Linked DNA regions of Homo sapiens: region 1 is linked to region 2. A link is a contact called in ENCODE Hi-C or POLR2A ChIA-PET data. All regions are on one chromosome and are shown on one strand. Each heading gives the region's core, a stretch centred on a gene start or an enhancer-like site at or near the end of the contact. The rest is flanking DNA. Distances are from core to core; before and after follow the strand shown.

Evidence for each region. A loop is a pair of places that touch in the nucleus more often than their neighbours do. ChIA-PET counts read pairs that join two places held with the same protein, here RNA polymerase II (POLR2A). Pooled maps may share reads with other maps.
Region 1: a loop to region 2 is called in a map of naive thymus-derived CD4-positive, alpha-beta T cell, with 5 times the contacts of the local background. The contact joins the promoter of ALG1 here to the promoter of PAM16 in region 2. A Hi-C loop is called at or near these places in 1 of 168 maps with a recorded cell type or tissue (naive thymus-derived CD4-positive, alpha-beta T cell) and 6 of 50 pooled maps. POLR2A ChIA-PET finds 5 or more read pairs at or near these places in 1 of 52 experiments (activated B cell).

What each region holds. Positions count from the first base shown.
Region 1 is chr16:5,067,878-5,073,094 of GRCh38, forward strand. It overlaps ALG1 (ALG1 chitobiosyldiphosphodolichol beta-mannosyltransferase), which reads left to right and starts at 3,966. Exons shown (of 13, transcript NM_019109.5): 1 at 3,966-4,180; 2 at 5,074-5,151. The coding sequence starts at 3,973. RefSeq lists enhancers at 3,996-4,055, 4,086-4,195, 4,366-4,425.
Region 2 is chr16:4,348,784-4,353,838 of GRCh38, forward strand. PAM16 (presequence translocase associated motor 16) reads right to left here and starts at 2,538. Exons shown (of 5, transcript NM_016069.11): 1 at 2,449-2,538. The coding sequence starts at 2,451. The region is part of intron 27 of CORO7-PAM16 (CORO7-PAM16 readthrough); the gene reads right to left.

The DNA of each region.
Region 1 (5,217 bases), core at 2,716-5,215, 720 kb after region 2:
AATCTTTAGTAAGAGGCTTATTGAGATATTATTCACATACCATAAAATTCACCTTTTAAATGTGTACAGTTTCACAGTGGTTTTTAGTATATTCACAAAGTTGTGCAGCCATCACTATCTATCTCCAGAATGTTTTTGCCACCCTGAAAAGAAATCCCATACCCATTTGCAGAAACTCCCTATTCCCTCCTCCCCAGCCCCTACCAACCATGAATCAACTTTCTGTGTCTATGGTTTGACCTACGGTGGATATTTCATATAAATGGAATCATACAATGCGTGGCTTTTTGTGTCTGGCTTCTCTCACTCAGCGTGATGTTTTCAAGGTTCATCTGTGTTGTAGCACATGTCAGTACTTTATTCTTTTTTATGGATGAATAATATCATCTCCCGGGGAAGCCCCTCCTGCTCTGATGATTTAAGAGGATGAGGACTATGGAGATGACAAACCAAAAGTAGACACCTAGGCCGGGCATGGTGGCTCATACCTGTAATCCCAGCACTTTGAGAGGCTGAGGCGGGGAGATCACTTGAGGTCAGGAGTTCAAGACCAACATGGCCAACGTGGTGAAACCCTGTCTTTACTAAAAATACAAAAATTAGCCAGGCGTGGTGGCACGCAACTCTAATCCCAGCTACTTGGGAGGCTGAGGCAAGAGAATCACTTGAACCTGGGAGGCAGAGGTTGCAGTGAGCCGAGATGGGGCCACTGCACTGCAGCCTGGGTAACAGAGTGAGACTCTGTCTCAAAATATAAAATGAAATGAAATGAAATGAAATATAAAATAAAATAAAATAAAATAAAATAAAATAAAATAAAATAAAATGAAAACAAGACACCTGGAGCAGGGCGTGGTGGCTCACACCTGTAATCCCAGCACTTTGGGAGGCTGAGGTGGGCGGATCACTTGAGGTTATGAGTTTGAGACCATCCTGGCCAACATGGTGAAACCCCGACTCCACTAAACATACAAAACTTAGCCAGGCGTGATGGTGCAGGGCTGTAATCCCAGCTACTAGGGAGGCTGAGGCAGGAGAATCACTTGAACCTGGGAGGTGGAGGTTGCAGTGAGCCGAGACGGCACCCCTGCACTCCAGCCTGGACGACAGAGTGAGACTCCATCTCAAAACAAACAAACAAACAAGCAAACAAGGAGACACCTGGGAAACCTCGGGTGGGAGGCTGTGGGAGCTGTGGACAGACCGCATTCTGTTCATCACTCATCCACTGATGAGCCTCTGGATTGTTTCCATGATTTGATTCTTGTGGACAGTACTGATGTTTGTTTACAAGTTTTTGTTCGAAAACCTGTTTTTCATTCTCCTGGGTGTATACGTGGGAATGCCATTGCTGTGTCACGTGATAATTCTATGTTGAACCTAATGAGGGACCATACGACTGTTTTCCACAGTGGCTGGGCCATTTACGTGCCCACTGGCAGAAGATGAGGGTTCCTTATGTACTGCCCCATGAAATTTTATTTTACTTGTTTATTTTTTTGAGACAGGGTCTCGCTTTGTCACTTAGGCTGGAGTGCAGTGGTATGATCATGGTTCACTGCAGCCTCGACCTCCCTGGGCTCAGGTGATCTTCCCACCTCAGTCTCCCGAGTAGCTGGGACTATAGGCACACGCCACCACCATTTTTTGGGTATTCTTTGTAGAGATGGGGTTTCACTATGGTGCCCAGGCTGGTCTTGAACTCCTGGGCTCAAGTGATCCTTCCGCCTCAGCGTCCCAAAGTGCTGGGATTACAGGCATGAGCCACTGCTTTCAGCCTTCATAAAATTTTAATACTGCAGATATACTGCATGCTTGTGTATTGTATCATTATCTGTGCTTTATACATAAAAAGGGTAAGGATGTTTTGCTCCCCAAGAGCCATTTTTGCCCCCTTGGGAGCACCACTGGGAACAGAGGTTCTAGGGGAAGCTTGTCATTGTCATTACTTCTGTTAATCCTTGATCACCCCTCAAGTGGGTGCTCAGTCAACTTGAACAAAATCTGAGGCTCCAAGGGAGATTGAGTGACTTATCCATATATCCTCTTGATTGTTGGAAAGACTGGATCTCATGTGGAATGGATGCCAAGTGAGAAAGCCGGACAGGTGGGCTGGCCCAGCTATGAAACCGCCCCCCTGCTGGGGATGGCTCCGTCCCCTCTCTCCAGGAGACACCACGGCAACTCCCTCCCCGACGGAGGTTCACCTACCAGAGGGAGGCATCTACTTTTGGTTTGTCATCACCATAGTCTTTATCCTCTTAGCTCATCAGAGCAGGACAGGCTCTCAAAGACTTGAAGTTCCCCTCCCTTAATTCACAGACGAAGAAAGCAAATTGATGGGGAGTGACTCGCCCGAGGTGGAGCAGGAAAGCCAGGAGTCCTGAGGCTGAGGTCCCAGATCCCTACCTGTCCCATTACAGAGCGTCGACAGAGTTGGGCAGGCGATGTGTCACAGGCCTCCACCCCAGCACACGCAACCTGGAGGCAGGGGCCTCGCTGGGAACTGGAGGATAAATGCCGCTGCCAGCATGTTTGTATGCCCATCCCTGCTGTCTGCAGATACTTACTCGTCCTTCCTTTCCTTCTGAAAGCTCGGGTTTCAAGGTCTGGCTTAAGGCGTGAGCTGTCCCTTCTGAATCCATAGAAAGGGAGTGATGGGGCAATTGTGAAAAGCAGATGCAAAGTGTGCCAAGCCCTGAGCTGAGCCCAGGGACACTGGGGAGCCACATCCATGTGGGCTACCCTGTCCCGTGGGTGCTGCCTGTGGTCCTCATCAGGGGAGGAGTCTTGTTTGTTTGTTGAATACGGTCTGGGTGGTGGCTCTCCAGGTTCTGCGGCAGCTCCCAAGTGGAGGCAATGGGGTAGCATCACCAGTGAGCTCTTGGTGTTTCTCTGCAAGGGACCGCTTTCAAAGAAAAAAGGTCATGATACGGTTTGGCTGTGTCCCCACCCAAATCTCATCTTGAATTCCCATGTGTTGTGTGGAAGGGACCCAGTGGGAGGTAACTGAATCATGGGGTCAGGTGTTTCCCGTGCCGTTCTCGTGATAGTGAATAAGCCTCACGAGACCTGATTGTTTTATAAAAAGGAGTTTTCCTGCAGAAGCTCTCTTTTTGCCTGCTGCCATCTATGTAAGAGGTGACTTGCTCCTCCTTGCCTTCTGCCATGATGGTGAGGCCTTCCCAGCCATGTGGACCTGTAAGTCCATGAAACCTCTTTCTTATGTAAAGTGCTCAGTCTCGGGTATGTCTTTATCAGCAGCATGAAAACGGACTAATACAGGCCATCGCAGAGACACACATTAAACTCTCACTATGGCTACTTTGGGAGGTGAAATTGGAGGGTCACTGTGGAAATTTCCTTTCTAGCCATTGATACTTAAGCAAAATCATGATGGTGTTTACTTCCTTGTTTGTCCTTCCCCCTCTCTACCTTTTAAATGTTTTATTAAGTGTGATGTACACCCTGGAAAATGGGCAGGTAATCTGCTGCTTGAGGTACCGCCCCAAATGCAGCACACCCACATTACCAGCACCAGATCCAGAAGCAGAACCCACCAGCCCCTAACTTCTAACAGCGAGGACTGGTTTTTATTTACATAGACGGAACTCTACAATTCGTACTCGTCAGCATCTGGCTCCTTTATCAATGTTAGGATGAAATTTATCCAAATTCTTGTGTCACTATATTTTGAAATTATCTTTGAATCCTGAAGAGAGTTCTTAGATCCCAATACAGTAACAGCTTTACTTTAGTCGGGGAAATACACTGGTGTGTAGGGAATCTGGTGTATGTGCGTGTGTCCTACTACTACTAATTCTTGGCCCCGAGGGGCTCCTGGGGGTTCCCCGGGCCCCTGTTAGGGAACCGCGTCCACTTCTCGCCCTCTCGGCCCACTTCGGAGGCTCGGTCTGCGGCTGCGCACAGCGCGAGGAAGCGCGGTCACGTGACTGCTGCGGGCCAGCCAAGATGGCGGCCTCATGCTTGGTCCTGCTGGCGCTGTGTCTGCTGCTGCCGCTGCTGCTGCTGGGAGGATGGAAGCGCTGGCGCCGGGGGCGGGCGGCCCGGCATGTAGTAGCGGTGGTGCTGGGCGACGTGGGCCGCAGCCCCCGTATGCAGTACCACGCGCTGTCGTTGGCCATGCACGGCTTCTCGGTGACCCTCCTGGGGTTCTGCAGTGAGTGGCCAAGGGTCTGGGAGGGACGATGCTCTCTCAGCCGTTGATCCTCGGTTCTAACCGCCCCGGGGAGTCGAGGCGGAAGTGCTCCTTTAGTCGCCGCCTTTGGGCAGCTCTCCGAGATTAGACGAGCGGTTCTGCCCCAGCCTTTCCTGGGTGGGTCTCTAGGTATAGCCGGCGTTAATCTTGCCACGTGTCAGAAGTGTGTTAAGTGAATCCATTGCGTGGTCTCACGTAATTCTCCTAGTAAGTGGAACCCAGGTGCGTGGAACTCCAGGGCTAGTGCTGGTAGCTACGTCCCTGTGCAGCTACCCTTGTCAGGCTATGTCTGAGCTGACAGGATATTTCATTCCTCATCCCTCAACGCAGAGCTCTGCAGACAGATGTTTTCATTTGTTCTTCATGTCCAGCTTTTCCCCACAGTGTGCAGGGCAGCGGTGTCTGCTCCCTCATTATTCTCCACGTTGGTATCTTGAGAGGGTAGCTCAACCCCATCTCAGGAAGAAGTGGGAACAGCACTAGTTGCCTTTAATCCCTGTTTAGAATCTGCTATCCTAGGGTGATGGGGTAGAGTGGGACTTCCTAGGGATGGCTCTGTGGTGGGAAAATTCCACTATCCAGACAATCTAGATTAGTTTAATTGAGCACCTACTGTTTGCCAGGCATCATGTTAAGTGAAGGTAGGTAAGATTCAGGCCCTATCTCTGTGTGCCTCCTAGAGCAATCTGAACAAGAATTGGCCGCATTCTCTGTTCTGGCTAGTGAGGAGCAGAGAGAGGTTTTGAAATATCTTACTTTCCAAAACACTGTCCGTGATTCAGCCTGAGTTGGGAGATTATCTGACTTTAGATTGCTGCTTCTGGTACATTAAAGGGATCATTCTCATTTTTCAGACTCCAAACCCCATGATGAGCTCTTGCAGAACAACAGAATTCAGATTGTGGGGTTGACAGAACTTCAGAGTCTTGCAGGTAGGATGCCGTCAACTCCAGAATCCTCTGAATCCATGGGCTGGGGGCAGGGGGTGTTCGTTTGAA
Region 2 (5,055 bases), core at 1,288-3,787:
TAGCTGGGACTACAGGCACACGCTGCCATGCCCGGCTAATTTTTTGTATTTTTAGTACAGAGAGGGTTTCACCGTGTTGCCCAGGCTGGTCTCGAACCCCTGAGCTCAGGTAATCCACCCAAAGTGCTGGGATTACAGGCGTGAGCCACCGTACCCGGCCTAGCACTTTCTTTTTTTTTTTTTTTTTTTGAGACGGAGTCTTGCTCTGTCACCCAGGCCGGAGTGCAGTAGCGCGACCTTCGGCTCACTGCAAGCTCGGCCTCCCGGGTTCAAGCCATTCTCCTGCCTCAGCCTCCTGAGTAGCTGGGACTACAGGTGCCTGCCACCACACCCGGCTAATTTTTTGTATTTTTAGTAGAGACGGGGTTTCACCATGTTAGCCAGGATGGTCTTGATCTCCTGACCTCGTGATCCACCCGCCTGAGACCCCCAAAGTGCTGGGATTACAGGTGTGAGCCACCGTGCCCGGCCAGCACTTTCTTTTCCTGTTAATATACTGTCATGCTGGGTGCGGTGGCTCACGCCTATAATCCCAGCACTTTGGGAGTCCGAGGCAGGAGGACTGCTTGGGCCCAGAAGTTTGAGACCAGCCTGGCAACATGGCGAAACTGCATCTCTACAAAAAATACAAAAAATTAGCTGGGCATAGTGGAGCATGCCTGTTGTCCCAACTACCCGGGAGGCTGAGGCTACTGGGGAGGATGAAATGGGAGGATCACCTAAGCCCCAGGAGGTTGAGGCTGCAGTGAGCTGTGATCGTACCACTGTACTCCAGCCTAGGAGACCCATCTGGGGCAACACAGCAAGACCCCACCTCTACATAAAATTTAAAAATTAGCCAGGTGTGCTGGCACTCACCTGTAGGCCCAACTACTTGGGGGTCTAAGGTAGGAGGATGGCTTGAGCCTAGGAGTTCAAGGCTGCAGTGAGCTAGGATCGCTCCACTGCATCCTAGCCGGGGCGACAGACAGACATCCTATCTCAAAAAACAAACCAAAAAAACCCCATGAGTTTTGGGACAGAGCTGGGCTCAAAAGAGGTCTCTGACACCATGGGATGCATGACTATGGTGGAGTCAAAACTGTCTGGGGCTCAGGTTCCTTATCTGTAAAATAAGGACAATGACAGCAGGACTTCATAAACACTAAATGAGAGACTCTACATAAAGCCTTAGCTCAGGGGCTGGCACTTGTACGCCGTTAGCTGTTACATTATCCTTATTACTATGTTAGTTAAGAAGTGGCTCCCCGAACCAGCTGCAACAGAGTCACTTGGGGAACTTACGTGTGCAGAACCTCCAGGGATAGAGCTCAAGAACCTGAACTTTTTTTTTCCCCCTCTTTTTCTTTTTGAGAGAGTTTTGCCCTGTCGCCCAGACTGGAGTGCAGTGGCACAATCTTGGTTCACTGCAGCCTCTGCCTCCTGGGTTCAAGCGATACTGGCGCCTCAACTTCCCAAGCAGCTGGGATTACAGGTGTGTGCCACCATGCCTGGCTAACATATGTATATATTATGTGTGTGTGTGTGTATATATATATATAAAATACATGATATATAAAAATATATATAACATAATAATATGTAGTATACATAAATGTATACGGTATATATAATACATATATATAATTTTTTTTTTGAGACGCAGTCTCACCCTGTCGCCCAGGCTAGAGTGCACTGGCGGATCTCGGCTCATTGCAACCTCTGTCTCGCGGGTTCAAGCGTCTGTCCTGCCTCAGCCTCCCGGGTAGCTTGGACTACAGGCGCGCACCACCCCACCCGGCTAATTTTTTAAATTTTTTGGTGGAGACCGGGTTTCATCATGTTGGCCAGGCTGGTCTCGAACTCCTGACCTCGTGATCCGCCGCCTCGGCCTCCCAGAGTGCTGGGATTACAGGCGTGAGCCACCGCGCCCAGCCAAACCTGCACTTTTAAAGCTACCCTAGGTGACCTGACAGTGTGGCGCAGGTCTGTTGACTGGCTCTACGTGCCAACGATATCACACAAACGCTCCGTGCTCGGTGTCTCGGGGCCTAGTTCAAGTCCCAGGTCAGCCACTTCCCTGGAAAGGCCAGCTTTCCACTGGGGATAACAACAGGGCAGCAACATCGACTCTGCAGCGCTGTAAGGTTCCAGGGCAGGGGAGGCGCTCACCAGCCAGACTCATGCTCCACCGCTGCCCACGGCTGCTCGCTCACACGCGGGCTAGGCACAGCGCGACCACGTTTGCCCGGCCTCTTCCAGGCAGACGGTTTTCCCTGGCCCTGAGGCCGCCGGTGCCGCCGCTGCCGGCCTCGATTCCCCCGGGTGCAACGCCCCCAGACCATGCTTCCCGCCGGGCACGCAGGGGGCGCACGGCGCCCGCCGCCCAGCCCGGAGCTCGCCGCCCGGCCCCCGGCCCCCGGCCCGACTCGGCTTCCCCTCCCCGGTAGCGCCCGACTCGGGGCTCACCATGGCAGCCGCTCTGCCTCCGGGGCTCAAACTCCGACTTCCTGGCCCCGCGGCCGGGGATCAAGCGTGGTCGGCGGGTCAGAGGTCAAGGAAAGCCGCAGAGAGCGCGTGCGCGATACGGCGCTGGGCATGCGCATTGCCTCAGTCTAAGGGCGGGCCACCGGGAGCGTCTTAGCGGCTCGGGGCGGGGTCGGAGGCGGGGTTTGACTGAGCCTGCGTCGGGCTCTGGATAACTGGGGGCGGGCTTGGGAGGGCAAGGGGCGTTACCGGGAGTCTCAATTGCCCGCGTGCTTACCCCAGTGCGCTGGAGCAGCTAAGCACATCGGTCAGACGTGGGGCGATTTCTGCCCTTGATTTTGCCAAAATATTTGGGAATGCAACATTATATGAAATCAATGAACATAATATGGAGTAGGATGCTAAATTCTCAAAAATACTTTAGAAAATAGAAAACTTCAAAATAGGTTTCATCCACATTCCTCCTGCCTGAGAAGCTCGTTCCCTTCTTCAAATCTTTGCTCAAATGTCACCTCAATGAGGCCCACCTGGACCCCTTAAAACGCCGTGACTTGCCCTCCATGAATGAAAAAAGTAACAGCTTTATTGAGATATAATCCATACACTGTAGATTTCATGATTTTCAAGTGCACAGTCCAATGCCTTTTATTCACAGAGCTGTGCCACTGTCACCACTATTAGTTCCAGAACGTTTTCATCACCCATTAGTCACTCCCCAGCCCCCTCCCCCAGCCCCTGTCAACCACTCATTTTTCTCTCTATGGATTCACAGGTTCCGGACATTTCATAGAAATGGAATCATACAAGCCAGGCGTGGTGGCTCATGCCTGCAATCTCAAAACTTTGGGAGGCCGAGGTGGATCGCTTGAGGTCAGGAACTCAAGGCCAGGCTGGGCAACATGGTGAAACCCCATCTCTACAAATACAAAAATTAGCCGGGTGTGGTGGCAGGTGCCTGTAATCCCAGCTACTTGGGAGGCTGAGTGGTGGATCTCTTGAGCCCGGGAGGTACAGGCTGCAGTGAGCTGTGATCACTGCACTCCAGCCTGGGTGACAGAGTCAGGCCCTGCCTCAAAAAAAAAAAAAAAAAAAAAAAAGGTAAAAATGAAAAATGAAAAAAAAGAAGAAATTGAATCATACAATGTGCAGCCTTTTGTGACTGGCTTATCCTCCCTTCTTGTCTCTATTTTTCTTCCAAGACTCTGATCACCCTCTACCATACCACATAATTTACTTATTTATTTTATTTATCATTTTGAGACAGGGTCTCACCCTGTCGCCCAGGCTGGAGTCCAGTGGCACAATCCTGCCTCACTGCAACCTCCACCTCCCAGGTTCAGGCGATGCTCATGCTTTAGCCTCCTGAGTAGCTGGGATTACAGGCATGGACCACCATGCCCCATTAATTTTTGAATTTTTAGTAGAGACAGGGTTTCACCATGTTGGCCAGGCTGGTCTTGAACTACTGGTCTCAAATGATCCACCCGCCACAGCCTCCCAAAGTGCTGGGATTATAGGCATGTGACACTGTGCCCAACCGGTTTTTTATTTTTAAATTATTTTTCCTTTTTTTTTTTTTTTTGAGATGAAGTCTTGCTCTGTCACCCAGGCTGGAGAGCAGTGGCCCAATCTTGGCTCACTGCGATCTCCACCTCCTGGGTTCAAGTGATCCTCCCACTTCAGCCTCCGAAAGTGCTGGGATTACAGGTGTAAGCCACCGTGCCCAGCCAAAAAAAAATTTTTTTTTTTCAAGATAGGGTCTCACTCTGTTGCCCAGGCTGCAGTACAGTAGCATGATCATGGCTCACTGCAGTCTTGACCTTCCAGCCTTGAGTGATACTTTCACCTCAGCTTTCTGAGTAGCTGGGACCACAGGCATGTGCCAACACATGTGGTTAATGTTTGTTTTTTGTCTTTTTGAGAGCGTCTCCCTGTTGCCCAGCCTGGAGTGCAGTGGCATGACCTCGGCTCACTGCAACCTCTGCTTCCTGGGTTCAAGAGATTCTCTTGCCTCAGCCTCCTGAGTAGCTGGGACTACAGGCATGGGCCACCATGTCCGGCTAATTTTTTGTATTTTTAGTAAAGACGGGGTTTCACCGTGTTAGCCAGGATGGTCTCGTGCTCCTGACCTCGTGATCCGCCTGCCTTGGCCTCCCGAAGTGCTCGGATTACAGGCGTGAGCCACCGCGCCCAGCTAATGTTTGTATTCTTTGTAGAGACAAGGGTTCCCCTATGTTGCCCAGTCTGACCTCAAACTCCTGGGTTCAAGCAATCCTCCCACCTTGGCCTCCCTTTATTTTTATGTTTATTGTTGAGAATCTGTTTCCTTCCACTAGAATGGGAGTTCCTTTTGGGCAAGCATTTCCTCTCTCTTCTCTGCTGTTAGATGTCAAGCGCCTGGAAGAGCATCTGGCGCACAGCATTCGGCAAATGGTGGGATGAAAGTTGGGCCACCTGGAATCCTACTCTACACCGCTGCCCTTCTTCCTCTTCCTCCTGGCCTCCACATTCCTCTCTCTGTGCCCACATTGTACTTCCTTGCCTCGGAAGTGGCTCTCTCCCTGGCTGGCTCCTCATCAGCCTTCAAGT